Regions from separate parts of the Homo sapiens genome. Here region 1 is linked to region 2. Evidence: read pairs that join two places in POLR2A ChIA-PET (ENCODE). Cell type or tissue: IMR-90. All regions are shown on one strand. Each heading gives the region's core, and the rest is flanking DNA. Links, peaks and the distances in the headings are about the cores only. Region 1 holds the start of MIR4296 (microRNA 4296). Region 2 has its middle 31 kb from the start of ZRANB1.

Evidence for each region. Peaks named below come from ENCODE experiments on the same cell type or tissue, not always from the same donor. Only the 100,000 strongest peaks of a DNase experiment are listed, where the experiment ranks them.
Region 1: POLR2A ChIA-PET joins it to region 2 with 6 read pairs; 5 of 35 experiments call an interaction of 5 or more read pairs at or near these places.

Annotation. Positions count from the first base shown.
Region 1 is chr10:125,028,561-125,037,001 of GRCh38, forward strand. All of the region lies in intron 3 of CTBP2 (C-terminal binding protein 2), which reads right to left. MIR4296 (microRNA 4296) reads right to left here and starts at 4,310; the gene lies at 4,223-4,310. In IMR-90, for the core only: no CTCF peak of the experiment used is centred there; DNase peaks (open chromatin) are centred at 1,221 and 6,771; H3K4me3 peaks cover 371 bases; H3K27ac peaks cover 1,463 bases.
Region 2 is chr10:124,906,741-124,915,181 of GRCh38, forward strand. No RefSeq gene overlaps it. Among named protein-coding and RNA genes, the nearest start is that of ZRANB1, 31 kb to the right of the region's middle. In IMR-90, for the core only: no CTCF peak of the experiment used is centred there; DNase peaks (open chromatin) are centred at 1,091 and 5,121; H3K27ac peaks cover 2,122 bases.

The DNA.
Region 1 (8,441 bases), core at 66-8,065, 120 kb after region 2:
AGGTTTCCGAGCTCAAGCCCAAATGCATTCTTTACCTTATTACTGTGAAACACAGATGGGCTCATGCTGCCGGGGGGCCGGGGAGTGCCAGGGAAGGGCGTGTGTAATCTGGGATTTAAAGTGACTGCAACAGAGGTCACAGGAACAGGAGGATGGGTGACTAAACCTTACACTGCAAAGCAGAACTGGGAAGCGGCTGCATCTGAATATCTCATCTTCCTTTAGGTATGTCAGGATGAAAAGCCTAATTCCAGCAGGCTTAGATCCTGCAGATGCTTTTCCATATTCACATGGATTAAGCTTTCAGAGTCCACAAAGGACTTCAGGCGCAATAATGCAAAGAACAGCAGTTATTTAGATAAAGGAGTGCCCCGAAGTATTAAGACATTTCCTTAAACATATGGAACAGTACCAGAGAAGCAACATCCCAGACTAACACGGTAGGTTCCTGCCCTGCAACTGCAGGATTCCCATGACAAAGAATTCATAGCAAAAATAAAAGCCGGTGATTAGGAAGCTACAAAGGCTGTATACATTGAAAGCACTTTAAAATGAGACAACATGCATACCTGCAAGCATTAAACCCGAGTGCTGTTCCTCACTCACATCTCTCTCAATCTAGCACTCTACTAGAATCTTCTAAAGAGAAATACCAGTCTTTAAATTTTTTTTTTTTGAGACACAGTTTTTTTTTTTTTTTGAGACCGAGTTTTGCTCGTTTCTCAGGCTGGAGTGCAATGGCGCGATCTCGGCTCACTGCAGTCTCCGCCTCCTGGGTTCAAGCAATTCTCCTGCCTCAGCCTCACAAGTAGCTGGGATTACAGGTGTGCACCACCACACCCAGCTAATTTTTATATTTTTAGTAGAGCCTACCATGTCTCTACTCTATCTACTTCACCATGTTGGCCAGACTGGTCTCAAACTCCTGACCTCAGGTGATCCACCCACCTCAGCCTCCCAAGGTGCTGGGATTACAGGCATGAGCCACTGCGCCTGGCCAGCGCCTCAGGATTAAGCCACCTTGCCAATTTCTTTCCTCCCCTTGTTGTAATGAACAACATGACCTTATGTGGTGTTAGTACTATGCTACCCCACTCATGGTGCATGCACACCCCTCAAAGATGGGTGGATAAACTTGGAGCATTCCGGGAAAATCCCCCATGCCAAGTCTTTTTTGTAGCAGGGTGAGGTAGCTCTGTTGACTCACCAGCTTCTTTGCTATCTGGTTTTCAGCTCAGCAAGTTCTCAAATGTAAACAGGGCTCTATAGAAGAATGTTTACCCGGTAGCGCCTAAGAAACCAGTAATGATTCTTCAGAGAGGTTACTGAGCTGGTGTCCAAGGGGTGATCGCAGGAGCAGGGCAGATGTGGGCAGATGCGCTTTGGGGCAGCATCAGCCTCCCATTGAACCAGGAGGCCCAGCTTCCATTTCTATCAACTTTCAACCTGTTCTGCTTGGAAACCACCCAAACTCGCACAGCCTTGGCTCTGAGATTTGACAAATATTATGACAGATGTTTTCCTGCGCTAGGTAAAAACACCTGTAACTGGACTCACTTTTCCAAACACTCTGGTTACACAAACACCACACACACACACACACACACACCACACTCCAGTCTTTTAGAAAGGACTGCTTTTCTTAAAAATTCTCATGTTGACTAAAAGTGAGATGGGACCCATTAGAGTAATACATCTCACGGGCTTAATTTTTTAATTCTGCCAAAACCCTCACTATAGAAATTATGTCAAGTAAAAATAAGATGATTGTGTAACATAGCTGTGTCGGGGAGAGAGGCGATGTCCACCCAAAGCCAATTCTGAAGTCCCTGTGCGACACAAGGTGTCAATTAACAACAGAGACCTACAGAGATCCAGACAATTCCAGAGATGGATCCAGACAGTTCCAGAAGAGCTGGGAAGAGAGGCCAGGATGGGGATGATCAGTGGGTACCCTCCGACGGAGCAGTCTTTGGACAAACTGCCAACAAGCATTTCATGTTCCCATTGGAATAATCATGCAGGAAACTGCTTGAAATGAGAGAGAAAACATGACTCTGGGGTCTAATTCTCACTTTTATAGAAAAAGAAGAACAGGTGGGATCAGTGAGTCTGAAGGTTGCAGTAACATGAGGGCCATTTGGCTCAATGGTGTGTCCCTCTTAACTGTGTTGTCACCCGCCCACTTGGTGGGCTGCCAGGTTTGTCTCAAGGCCTTCTCAGGGAATAGCTCATTCTCAGGAGGCAACTTAAGTTCCCAACTGAAGGAACTTAAGGAACAGCTTCCCCAGGGGGGTCCTGCACCTGCCTGGGCTTCCATTCCCTGATCCTGCCTCCACCAACACAAAGGGCCAGGGCAGCTCTGAAGGTGATAGCGGAAATAACATCTCAGGAGGCTCTTCAGCGCCTGCTGCATCCCAGGACGGAGCCACCACAGTGCCCTCTACGTCTCCCACAGCGAGCGCTTCCCTAGGGAGGCTGCAGAAGTTAGCGGGTAACACGGTTTTCTGGCAGACACAGGGCAGAAAAATCGGCCTATGGCATACCCATTTCCTGCTTTTAAATGTGGACAGCCTGTGCTGGATTTTTGTCTGCTTCTGTCAAGTTAAGTGTTGTGGAATTTGTGCCATTAAAAAAGTTTTCTTGGGCCGGGTGCCGTGGCTCATGCCTGTAATCCCAGCACTTTGGGAGACTGAGTGGGGCGGATCACCTGATGTCAGGAGATGGAGACCATCCTGGCCAACATGGCGAAACCCTGTCTCTACTAAAAATACAAAAATTAGCCGGGCGTGGTGGCGGGTGCCTGTAATCCCAGCTACTCGGGAGGCTGAGGCAGGAGAATGGCGTGAACCCGGGAGGTGCAGGTTGCAGTGAGCCGAGACAGAACCATTGCATTCCAGCCTGGGCAACAGAGCAAGACTCCATTTCAAAAAAAAAAAAAAAAAAAAAAAAAGTCTTTCCTCTCATCAACCCCCTACCCCCTGCCCCCGAACGTCCTCAACCCAAAGTAGCCAAGTTGGCTAATCTAACGCAAAGGGTGGGAGGCCACACCAAATGCACTGGTTACATAGCAAACACAAAGTCTGGCTGGGTTTTAAAGCAGCCTTCGTCTAAATCACGCAAGCACACAGCAACAATTAGCAAAACTGCCCAGACATCGTTTCAGGTATCAAAGGGGCTGAGTGCACCGTGCACCCTTGCTTGCACACTGAGTGCTCTCACCAATTTCTGGGCCTGGAGCGCGGAGGCTTGGGCACCCACGCAACGCGCCAAAGGAAGTCAGGAGAGTGACGTCGAGTGTCTGAACCAACCCAGCCTTTTTCAGATTAGCTGCATCCTAAGAAGCCCCAGTCCTCATGTCTCTCAGTATTTAGCCATGGTAAGTGAAAACAAAGGCCTGCACATTGCTTCTGACTCAATTTCTTAACTATATTGTAAAGCTTCCTGGGAACTGCATTATGAAAATTAGACCACTCATTATGGGGTTTCAAAAGAAAAAAAAAAACAAGCCCATTCTCTTGCACTGCCCATTTTGAAAGTGTTGGTGGAGCCAAAGTGTGCAACGGGACCCCAGCTGGGATGCAGGACAGGCCTCACCTTGGACCATGTCAGGATTCCCATTTCTAGCAATGGAACACACTCAACCTCAAGAGGCTGTGCTCAGCTCTGGACAGCACCCGGCACAAGACGCTCCGCACAGTAGGTGCTCAATGAACACCACCCCTTCTGCTCTTTAGCAGCTTTTCCTGCAGATTCCCAAAGTCTCCACCTCACCTCCATGGTGACCCGCCCCATCACACTCCACTGTTTGAGGTCTCCTCGGCTGTCCTGCGATCAGAAGGTCCCAGGATGCCGTCCTTCCTCTGGTTTTGTGAGCAATGCTCCTAATCAGGGCTGGCTCAGCGAGCCCTCCCCCATGAACCTTTCTCAGTCCAATTCTGTCACTTTGTCCTTAGTCCAAAAAACCTGCCACTCCTCAAGATGAGAAAGGCACCCCAAAAATAGTCCAGGGCATGCATGTGCCTGTAGAGACAGGCCAAGGCATGGCCGCTTAGCCCCTGACCTGCGGAGCGGAGCGCACCCCTCCCTCCACAGCACGTGCTCCCTCCATTCATCACGTGCTTTTCATTTTGTTTGACACCCGGGCTGTAAATCAAACTGTCGACTATGACTCAATGGTGATGGACGGCTGGCCTCAAGGGAGTGTACGGTGTGATGGGGAAAAACGACAGAGACATGGACACAGTCCCCAGAAGCCCCTCCCCACAACCACTTCAGCCCTCTGAGCCTGAGCCCACATCAAAGCCCAAACAGCCCCATTTGCAAGCCTGGGCATGGTAGGCACTAAGCTAGGCAAAGCACCCACCGCCCAAATACAAATGGCTGCCTGACAGAGACCTGCTCCACCTGAGCCTGCACACGGACAGTTTCAGCACACGGGCCTTGATGGGACGGTCAGCCTTTCTTAGGATACGAAAGAACTGACTCTCAGCCTCACTCCCAAGTCTCGGATAAATCTGCGTCACCCATCCCAGGTTGCAAATGGGAAGGGAGGAACCCTCCTGGCACAGACATCTCTTCAACCGGAACACGGAAAACAAAACCCTCAGGTGATGAGAAACAGGCTGGAGGGACAGGGAGTGTGGGATCCCACTGTGCCCCAGCGCTGGACACCCAGAATGCTCTCCCCTCTCGGCATCTTCACAGCCCAGCTGGGGTGCTCAGCCAGGCTCCTGCTGGATGTGGAAGGGCTGAGAAAGGCACGTGAGGTCACTCTGTAGATGGAGATGAGACAGAGACAGAGGAACGCCCTCGAGCGCGCACGCCAAGGTGCCTGAGCTTTAGTAGCAAGCGAGCCAAGTGGTAGAAACCAATCAGAGAGGAGTCTCATTTCACAGCTTTAACACTGTACGTTCTGGAAAAGGAGAGAGGGCAAGAAGCCGGCAGCAAAATGTATCTTGGGGTTCTGGTTCACAGTCACCCCAAATACCTGTCAATTAGGTTGAGCTGTGTGAAGCGCGCAGAAGGTTCTCCGCATTCGTGCGGGCTGCTGTCTGCTGCTGTCTGGCTACCCTGGGGCCTCCTCCAAACACGGAGACTACGGATGCACTGTTCCCCCCGCGGCACTCCTTCCCCCTGCCCACCCCAAGCACTGCTCCCCTCAAGGCACTGACTTGGCCTGAAACTAGAGATGCTCTTTTCCCAAAGGTGCCGGGACCAAGAGGACAGGCACTGAGAGTAAAGCCCTGGGCAGCTGGGCCCAGGGGCTCCGGGCCACACTGTGGGAGGTTTCAACTCAATCATCGATGGAGACAGGGCACCACCAACCAGGCGGTGGGAAACAGCGCGATTCACTGTGGTAGGGGCAGGAGCTGAAAACCGCAGCTGCAGAACCAAACTAGAAGACGGTGATGAACCCCCAAACCCCAGCCACAGACTCCAGTTGCACTACACATCCCTGGCCCCCCAAATAAAAGCAAAGTGGCCTTAACATGTTGCTATTAGAAAAAAGTGGTGAGTATGAAGACATCCGCCCATCACCAAACTGACCGGTGCAAAGAGACGCTTATGTTTGTGCTTGAGAAATGAGTAACAACAGAGAAATAAAACACCGAACCTGATTCACAGCTGCAGAACGGGAGGGCAGTCTATGAACCCCATCCCCAGAGTCGGTGGAGGAACAGGTGGGGTGAGGGGTTCCCTGGGGAGGGGTCCCCCACTCTGAGTTTCTCTTAAAGCCGGGGACAGATAAGGCAAAACATGAAACTTTACCCCTTGCAAAGAACCGCACTTTTGTCTGTGAAGCTTTGCCTTGGCTGTTTCCTGAACCTTTACCTTTGCATAAGATTGTTTGGGTATGTTCATTTGTGCTTTGGGGTTTTAAGGCATGTCTAGTTGACTATTGTATATTTACATAGCTAATGTAATTACAGCTAATCACATAATTGCTGGAAATGTGCATAATTGCCTGATCCCAACATATAATTATAATGTATAGCAACATTATGAATCCCATTTTTAAAATCCACATTTTGGGGCTATTTAAAGTTATTTATTAGAACTGTTTGTGGACTACCTATAGGCAGGCTTCAACTCTGTTTCTTTACGAAGCGCTCAAAGTGCTTTAAAAAAACAAACAAAAACAAAACAAGTCCTGATTTTATAATGCATCTGTACAAAGATAGGTGAAAAGAAAACAGCTACTCAGAACAAAAACAAATAAATCTTAAATACCAAACAAAACCATTTGTCAACACTCTGTGGATTATGTTCTTTCCTCGGGGAAAGAGAAAGTCACTCTCTCATCCTGGAGGCTCTGATGGGTGTTTGCCAGGCAAGGAGGCTGCTGGAAGAAGGAAAGAGCCAGAGGGACTTCTAGACCACTTGGGTAACCTTGCTGACCCTGGAGGCGCCTGTCTTTGTTCCTTATACGTATGGATGACCTTTCTTGGGGGTACATCCCACTGACATGTGCTTCCACCATGGCAAGTTCAACCCACTGAGAAGAGCAGAAGAGCCCGCGACACAGAAGAGACCCACTGGGGAAACTCCCTTCCACCTCATCCCCGGCAGCATCTTCTCAGACTTCTCATCCTCCTGCGACAAAGGTGATGCAGAATGAGATTCCCAGACTTTCTAACTATCTATGTGTTTCACAGAAACCAGCTTGTCTCCTTTTTCCTCATATCCACCCAACCAGCTCAACGTTCTCATTCCTTTTATCCTCTGTGGTCGTGAGAACATTCCAGAGGTGCGGAATGTTTCATGAGCTTGTTTATTTAAGAGGAGGTCCCTTTTATTTTTGCAGAGGAAATGGAGAAGCACCCTCCCTGAGTCATGTTACAAGGGGACTACTCACAACTCAGCTGATACCATCCTCGGGGGACCATTTTCCACGTCTCTAACACATTCGAACAAAACGCAGTAAAACGAAACACATACTTTTTTCAAGTTGCAATCGCAACAGCCGCAGGAAAGGGGAGCAGTGTTTACAGACTGATTCTATCATAATCCACAAGAAGCAGCTCTAACAAAAAGTTACCACCAACAACAGCCATTGTGGTTTATTAAGTTCTACAAACCCAGGGCTCTGCAAGATGCTCTTCTGGGTTCCCTTTGCAATGCTGAGTGATTGTTAGCTAGCCCTCATTTCCAACCAATAGATGTTTGGGGCAAACCAAAGGAGCTCTGGCATAATGCGATAAAGTAGGTACTAAAACCCTCCAGCTGGTGCAGTTCACAATGTCAATTATGTCAGCAGACTAAACAGATAGGAAGATCTCCATTATACTTGAGAATGAGGAGACCACAATCTTGTTCTGATCAGCCTGTGTTACGAGAGGGCTCCTTCGTAATAATTCTTACATGGTATTATAGGATTGCTTGATAGCAGGCATCAGAAAAAAAAGGAACAATTATAAATAGCAAACTCAAAGAGTTACATTAAAAAAATTAAAATGTGGCTTTTACATTGGCTAGAAAGACCATTATTCCAGCTCATTTGGCTGGAGTCCCAAAGACTGTCTGTGTCCTGCTCTCCGAGTAGAGACACAGCCTGGCGGAGTGAATCCCCACGGCAGATTCTGGGCACACAGAAGGATCAAGCTCCATGCCACTTTTTCTTGCTTTGAAAAGTTTCAAAGAGGAAGGGGCTGGACAGGCCTTAGAAAACAGGGAAAGGTTGTACAAGTATCTGTGCAGGGGTGATGCTCAGATTCCAGCGGAGTACCTGGAGTGGGACCCTGGAGAGGCCTGCCTGATTCCAGCCTAGGGACCCACGACCAGGGCTTGATGTTGGCATTGTGTAGCAGGCGGGAGGGGACGAATTTTAAGGAGCTGGTGTATCCAGACACCAAGAGCAGGAAGACAAAGTTCCTACAAGCCTGGGAGCAGACCGGGTAAGCACAGCAGAACATGGCAGCTTCATGCTTTTAATCATTTAGAAAGAAAAAAAAAACAAACCTAAGGGACGCAGAAGTCCCTGTGTCAGGTGTAGGCAGTGGGGAGGGAGAAAAAAACAGTTTGACAGGCTCTCTGCATATCAATACAGAACATTCTACAAGTAGTTGATAGAATAGAAACATGGTGAGAATTCAAAGCTAGAGGGGGTGTGTGTGTGTGTGTGTGTGTGTGTGTGTGTGTGTGTGTGTGTGTGTTTGTGTGTGTTAGATGTTCAAGGCCTTCAGGTGGAAGAAAGAGCTGAATCCAACAAGCTGGTATGAGAGAAGGCCAAACAGAAAAAAACAGACTGCCCGGGTTCCTGGGTGCAAACTGCCTACTGCTCAACGCCTCTCTGGCAGCACCTGTGAGATGGGTGCCACCTGTCCTGACCCATAACAGGTGCCACAAGGACTAAGTCAGCTTATACATAGGAGGAGCACCAACAAAGCACTTGGGACCAACTGTGAGTACTTAATGAGATGCCTAGGGAGCTGACATAT
Region 2 (8,441 bases), core at 137-8,136:
TTCCTAACTTCACTACTTTGGAATTACTTTTCGTTAACATCACTTTAGTGTTTGGCAAAAAGGCAGCATATTTTTAATTCCACGAGTATTGTATAATTAAACATGTAATGAAGATTTAGGTTCTAGATTAGTACATTTTGTCTTGTATAAGACTGTGCCAGCCGGGCACGGTGGCTTACGCCTGTAATCCCAGCACTTTGGGAGGCAGAGGTGGCCGGATCCCAAGGTCAATAGTTTGAGGCCAGCCTGGCCAATATGGTGAAACCCTGTCTCTGCTAAAAATACAAAAATTAGCCAGGCGTGGTGGCGTGTGCCTGTAATCCCAGCTACTCAGGAGGCTGAGGCAGGAGAATCGCTTGAACCTGGGAGGCGGAGGTTGCAGTGAGCCAAGATTGCACCATTGCACTCCAGCCTGGGTAACAGAGTGAGACTCCGTCTCAAAAAAAAAAAAAAAAAAAAAAGGCTGTGTGTATGGTATGTGTGTGTATAAGTGTGGGTGTGTAATGTATATGTATGTGTATATATATGTGTGTGTGGGTATGTGTGGTGTGTGTGTGTATATATGTGTGTGTGGTGTGTATGTGTGTGTGTGTTTGGGATGGTGGACGTGTAACCTTGTAAGCATACATATATATATGTGTGTGTGTGTGTGTGTGTGTGTGTATATATTTATTTTTGAGACAGAGTCTTGCTCTGTCGCCCAGGCTGGAGTGCAGTGACATGATCCCAGTTCCCTGCAACCTCTGCCTCCCAGGTTCAAGTGATTCTCATGACTCAGCCTCCAGAGCAGCTGGGATTACAGGCGCCTGCCACCATGCCCAGCTACTTTTTGTATTTTTAGTAGAGAAGGGGTTTCACCATGTTGGCCAAGCTGGTCTCGAACTCCTGGCCTCAAGTAAACATTCTGCCTCGGCCTCCCAAAGTGCTGGGATTACAGGTGTGAGCCACTGCACACGGCTGTCAGCATTGAAATGGGAAGATATTTGCTTATACAAACTATAAACTGGGTCAATATCCACTCTGAGGTGGTTCACATGGGTTAGACTTAGAGCATATTTGAGGTTGACCAGATGTCAACCCTGCTTCTCAGCTTTCCAGGTGTTCTCATTGAGACATGTCTTGCCCCTCAGTGAGTCACTCATTTTTCCCACTGTCTCCAGTCTGCCTTTCTCCTTCCTCCTTGCTCGGCAAATCATATTCACCTGCAAAACACAGTCACTGCCCATCTCTGTTTTCCAAGGGAACTGCATGGCTTGTCTCCTCTGTGTCCTATGCTGGGACATTACTCATTTGATTATTTGATATGGAATTTGCCTCTCTGTCCTGAAACATTCATAAAATTCAATTTTCCACTAACTTGACTAGGGTTTCTTCACCTTTTCTCTGTCACAGCCAGTTCAGAATAATTTTTAAATGCATGACAGAAATGAGATTACAAGGAAGCCAATTAAATTGAAATATAGTTATTAAAATGTTTTTAAAAATCTGTAATATTAATTGAAGTACTTCTTACTCACTTTTTTTTTTCTTTTTTTTGAGACGGAATCTTGCTCTGTTGCCCAGGCTGGAGTACAGTGGTGTGATCTCGACTCACTGCAACCTCCACCTTCCGGGTTCAAACAATTCTCCTGCCTCAGCCTCCCAAGTAGCTGAGATCACAGGCATGCACCACCACACCCGGCTAATTTTTGTATTTTTAGTAGAGACGGGGTTTCACCATGTTGGCCAGGCTGGTCTTGAGCTCCCGACCTCAGGTGATCTGCCCGCCTAGGCCTCCCAAAGTGCTGGGATTACAGGCATGAGCCACTGTACCCAGACATTTTTTTTTTTTGAGACAAAGTCTCACTCTGTCGCCCAGGCTGGAGTGCAGTGGCGTGATCTCAGCTCACTGCAGCCTCCACCTCCCAGGTTCAAGTGATTCTCCTGCCTCAGCCTCCCATGTAGCTAGGACTACAGGTGCACACCACTACATCCAGCTAATTTTTTTTGACTTTTTAGTAGAGACTGGGTTTCACCATGTTGGCCAGGCTGGTCTCGAATTCCTGACCTCATGTGATCCACCTGCCTCTGCCTTCCAAAGTGCTAGGAGTACAGGCGTGAGTGACCACGCTCAGTCCAATTGAAGTACTTTTTTTTTCTGAGACGGAGTCTCGCTCTGTTGCCCAGGCCAGAGTGCAGTGGCGTGATCTTGACTCACTGCAACCTCCACCTCCTGGATTCAAACGATTCTCTTGCCTCAGCCTTCTGAGTAGCTGAGATCACAGGCATGCGCCAGCACACCCGGCTAATTTTTGTATTTTCAGTAGAGATGGGGTTTCACCATGCTGGCCAGGCTGGTCTTGAACTCCTGACCTCAAGTGATCCTCCTGTCTCAGCCTCCCAAAGTACTGGGATTACAGGCGTGAACCACCATGCCTGGCCTGAAGTACTTCTTTAGTAACCTACTCAATAATGTAATATGATCTAAAAAAATCTATGATTTCTACTGGTGTCAGGGCCATAGATGTATTAATACTACCATAGTATGTTGACTACACTGACAATTGTTATAAATACTGCATTTCAGTTAAAAGTTAGAAGAAATAAAGATGTATTTTCTTTCCATCCAAGTTCATGGGCCCCTCCAGGGCATGGAGACCCTAAGTTAGGGATTGTCCTCCACTGGACTGTTGGCCCCTGTTGTAGATACAGCCTTACCTGTCTCTGAATTGCTGTTCTCAGCACAGTACCTGATATGGGGTCATTCCTCAGTAAATGTTACCTGGATTAAATGAAATGCAGAGCGAGGAAACCAACATTTATCAAACACTTAAGAGTATTGCCAGGCCTTTCAGCTCTTGTCTCTTTGGACCCTCAGTAACTGCCAGGGAAATATCACCCAGAATTTTTCAGATGAGGACACTGAGGACACTGGCACTCAGAGAGGACAGCAGGATTTCAACTCAGGGCTGTTTGACTCCAAAGTTCATGCTCTCTCTGCTCACAGCTTTGCCTCTTACAAAACTTCCCCAGATAAGATCACAAGCGAAGTTGTTTCAGATACTTGATGTTTCCAAACTTCTTAAAAAGATACAACAGCCAGGCGCGGTGGCTCACACCTGTAATACCAGCCTGTGATCCCAGCTACTCGGGAGGCTGAGGGAGGAGAATCGCTTGAACCCGGGAGGCGGAGGTTGCAGTGAGCCGAGATTGTGCCATTGCACTCCAGCCTGGGCAACAAGAGCGAAACTCCGTCTCAAAAAAAAAAAAAAAAAAAAAAAGACATAGTACTGGCTGGGTTTAGTGGCTCACGCCTATAATCCCAACACTTTGGGAGACTGGAGGATCACTTGAGCCCAGGAGTTTGAGACCAGCCTGGATAACATGGCGAAACCCTGACTCTATAAAAAATAAAAAAATTGGCCAGGTGTGGTGGTGCGTGTCTATAGTCCCAGCTACCCAGGAGGCTGAGCCTGGGAGGTTGAGGCTGCGGTGAGCTATGATCACAACACTGCACTACAGCCTTGACGACAGAGTGAGACCCTGTCTCAAAAAAAAAAAAAAAAAAAAAAAAAGAGACTCAATACAACTTCAACATTTTTTTTTCCTAATTCCGTAAGTCTAGCTTACAGGGATACTTAGTTGAAAAATCTACAAAAATTTCTTAGTCTGGATATAGAGTGACTGTGTTCCTATAAGCACAAATTTATACCCATCAAGATGAGACCAGTCCTAGCACAGACCAGGATTTTGAAATGTCAAACAAGCTGTATTTTCTCTGATGCTTCACAAGCATATCTGGTCCTCTCAGGAGAGATTTTTTTTTTCAGGCAGATTTGTGGTGGACATAGAGGAAGGTCACAGGATGGTACTATGTTCCACAAAACTGTGTCCTGTACTGCATGCATACAGATTAGGCAACATTATTAAATACGTTTATTTCCTTTCTTTCCTTCCTTCCTTCCTCCCTCCCTCCCTCCCTTTCTTTCTTCCTTTTTTTTTTTTTTTGAGACAGAGTCTTGCTCTGTCGCCCAGGCTGGAGTGCAATGGCGTGATCTTGGCTCACTGCAACGTCTGCCTCCCGGGTTCAAGCAATTCTCTTGCCTCGGTCACCCGAGTAGCTGGGATTACAGGCACCCACCACCACGACTGGCTAATTTTTTGTATTTTTAGTAGACATGGGGTTTTGCCATGTAGACCAGGCTGGTCTCGAACTCCTAACCTCAGGTGATCCACCTACCCGGGCCTCCCAAAATGCTGGGATTACAGGAGTGAGCCACCGCACCTAGCCTGTTACATTGCATTTTCTACTGTTAAGATGTTTTTTCCACTTGGGAATCATGTTGATCATACACAGAGAATGGAAGATACGTTGCAGTTTATACAAATGACATTTTCTGCAACGCGTCTGAGAACATGTTCTTGTAACAACTGAACATTTCTAACATTTCTTTTGAGGGGAACACCCATTTTATAACACTTTCTACTTAAAAGCACAGATCCCTCAAAGACCCTGAGTAAGCTGGATCCGTTACCATTTCCTTTAGCAGAGCGCCTTCGATTTCCCTTAGCTGCATATGTCCACCTCTGCGGGGGGCTCCACAGCCTCAGCCTGATCTTTCCGTCCTAGGCCTGATTATGGACTGCCAAGACTTTTTGGAGAAAGCAGTTTCTTGTCGCTCTTCTTTTTTCATTCTTCTTGATTTGCTTCCCTCTAACTATTGTCCCGAATCTCCTCCAGTTTCCAGAGCAACCCTCAGCAGGAGACTCTGTGCTTGATTCACCAAGGAGGAGAAAGGGTTTGAACTCCACTCCATCACCTCTGTCTCACCCACCAAAACCTCCCTAGAGCTGTTTTTCACAGCTTCCTCTCCTCGTTTCTGAGGAAGATAGGGCTTTCTTGCTTGCCAACACAAATCACTGTGCTCTGAATTTTACCTCCCTTCTGGATTTCAGTCCTTTTACCCCCTCTACATCTCTCCTCCATTTATAAAAGTGCTCAGAGATGCCCATTCTTTAAAATAAATACCTAAAAGAAAACAAAACCTTTCCCTTATTTTTGTTACTGCCCTAATCTAGTCTTATATCTCCTGCTTTCCTTTCACTGCCAGACGTCTTGGACTTGTGGTTTATAATCACATGGCTTCAGCTTTTGAAACTTGGCTTCTCTCCCTACCATCCTACTGAGAACTGTTCTCTAGAAGGTCACTGAGTCTCTTGTTTGTCAGATCCAGTGGCCTTTCCTCCGTTCTAATGCTCGAAATCTGTAGCATCTGACAATTTTTATTACCATGTGCTTCAGGCTCACTGTACCCTCGGCTTCCAGAACACCGTACTACCAGCTTCATCTCCTACCTTTCTGACCACTCCTCTTTTTTTTTCCTTCGGTAGTTCTTTCTTCCCCACTCCTGTGGCTTCCATACTAAATTCTACATAGAGAGCTCCCTGATGTTGATCTCCAGGATTGCCCTACACATTTCAGACCAGCATTTCCCCCACCAGCCATTCCCTTCCTCCTGAGTCCAGGATCTCCTGATTCAAGGGTCCACATCTCCTCTGACCCAGTTCCTCTCTTGCGTGTCCCACTGTTGCACATACTGCCGTCACTCAGAGTTCACGGACTTTTTTTTTTTTTTTTTTTTTGGTGACAGGATCTTGCTCTCTTGCCCAAGCTGGAGTGCAGTGGCATGATTATAGCTCACTGCAGCCTTGAACTCCTGGGCTCAAGCAATTCTCCCTCCTCAGTCTCCTGAGTAGCCAGGACAACAGGTGTGAGCCACTGAGCCTGGCAGGTTAAAAATTATTTTTTGTAGCAATGGGGTCTCATTATGTTGCCCAGTTTGGTCTTGAATTCCTGGCCTCAAGCGATCTTCCACCTTGGCCTTCCCAAGTGCTAGAATTACAGGCATGAGCCACTGCTCCTGGCCCACTCTCTGACTTTTGATTCTTTCTTCTGCCTCAGAGTTAGTCACTGGCAAATTCTGAACATTGCACTGTCTCCCATTTCACTCTTGGCCCTCCTTTCCATTCCCACAGCTACTTTGGTTTTAGGTCCTTGTCTCTTCTCTGCCCCTGTTTCTACTTCTGCCCTCATTTGTCTCACAGACATTCCAGGTAAAGGTGGGCAGCTCCAATACTGGCACCTTCCTGCTCAAAACCTCTTTATGGCTTTCTACTGTTAATGGAACTACAGATCCACAATTTTGCATGCAAAACTTTCACAAAAATGCAATATGGATTTATGAACTCTACAGTTAGTTTGGGAAAAACTGAAATGAAAGCCAGAACAAACTATCAACAAAACTATACTGTCTCTACCCTTTACTACAAAGGTTTTTTTTTTTTTTGAGATAGGGTCCTGCTCTGTTGTCCAGGGTGTAGTGCAGTAGTGCCATCATGGCTCACTGCAGCCTGGACCTCGCAGGCTCAAGCAATTCTCCTGCCTTGGCCTCCCAAAGTACTAGGATTAGAGGCATGAGCCACTGCACCCAGCCTAATATAAGGTTTCTAAGAAAAGGAAATTAAAAACCCCAAAAAGACAGTGGATACTTTTTCCAAATGAAATATTTCTCAGAGTCCAGATAAACATAAGTAGAATGTCAATTCGGTAGGTGTGCCAAACAGCCACCGTTCTGTAACTGTGACAATGCCCTCTGCTGTATTTATTGATGATATCTTTTTAATTCAAATATAGTGGAACATTTGACCATGGAATCAAGAGTTCTGTGTTCTGCTGGGCATGGTGGTATGTGCCTGTAATCCTAGCATTTTGGGAGGCAGAGGCAGGAGGATCGTTTGAATCCAGCAGTTCAAGATAAGCCTGGGCAACAAAGACTTTGTCTCTACTAAAAATTTAAAAATTAGCCAGGTATGGTGGTGCATGCCTGTAGTCCTAGCTACTGGGAAAGCCAAGGTGGGAGGATCACTTGAGCCCAGGAGTTTGAGGCTGCAGTGTGCTATGATTGCACCACTGCACTCCAGCCTGGGTAACAGAGTGAGATCTTGTTTTCACAAAAATAAAAAAATAAAAGAAATAAAGAGTTATGTGTTCCTGTTCGAATTGCAGAGTTAATTGGTCTAGCTCTTGTTAAGTCACTTAACATCTTTAGGCATTAATTTCCATATCTGCAATCTTTTGGGGTTTGAGGACTGTTTTGTCGGTAGTTCTCAATACTGGCTGCACGTTTCAGGTACCTGGGGAGTGGGTTTAAAACACATCCACAGGCCGGGCGCGGTGGCTCATGCCTGTAATCCCAGCACTTTGGGAGGCCAAGGCAGGTGGATCATGAGGTCAGGAGATCAAGACCATCCTGGCTAATATGGTGAAACCCCGTCTCTACTAAAAAATACAAAAAAAAATTAGCCGGGCATGGTGGCGGGCGCCTGTAGTCCCAGCTACTCAGGAGGCTGAGGCAGGAGAATGGCGTGAACCCGGGAGGTAGAGCTTGCAGTGAGCCAGGTTCGTGCTACTGCACTCCAGCCTGGGTGACGGAGTGAGACTCTGTCTCAAAAAAAAAAAAAAAAATAAATAAATAAAAATAAAAAATAAATCAAACAAAACATATCCATGCCCAGGCCCCCCTCTTAGGGATTGTTTCGATAGGACATCTGTCTCTCTCTCTCTCTTTCTATTTTTTTATTTGTTTGTTTGTTTGTTTTTTTAGACAGAGTCTCACTCTGTTGCCTAGGCTGGAGTGCAATGACACGGTCTCGGCTCACTGCAACCTCTGCCTCCTGGGTTCAAATGATTCTCGTGCCTCAGCCTCCCACGTAGCTGGGGTTAAAGGCACGTGCCACCATGTCCGGCTAATTTTTGTATTTTTAGTAGAGACAAGGTTTCACCATGTCGGCCAGGCTGGTCTCAAACTCCCGACGACCTCAGGTGATCTGCCTGCCTCGGCCTCCCAAACTGTTGGGATAATAGGCGTGAGCCACCGTGCCCGACCTATAATTACAGGTCTTTCTTTCTTTCTTTTTTTTTTTTTTTTGAGACGGAGTTTTGCTCTTGTTGCTCAGGCTGGAGTGCAATGACACAATCTCAGCTCACTGCAACCTCCGCCTCCGGAGTTCAAGAGGTTCTCCTGCCTCAGTCTCCCAACTAGTTGGGACTACAGGCATGCACCACGACGACCGGCTAATTTTTTGTATTTAGTAGAGATGGGGTTTCACCATGTTGGTCAGGCTGGTCTCAAACTCCTGACTTCAGGTGATCCACCCACCTCGGCCTTCCAAACTGCTGGGATTACAAGGGTGAGCCACCGTGCCTGGCCATAATTACGGTTATTTCTGTCTTACTCTTTTCTCTATGCTGTAGTTTCCTCACTAAGATGTGTCTTACCTTTGTAGGCTTCTTATTCATTGGTACGTGATATTCACTATTTACTCAACTGAGGAAGGAGATAATAAACTTTATCCCAGTGATATCCCATTTCCTTCCCAAAATAAACTACAACTCAAGCGAA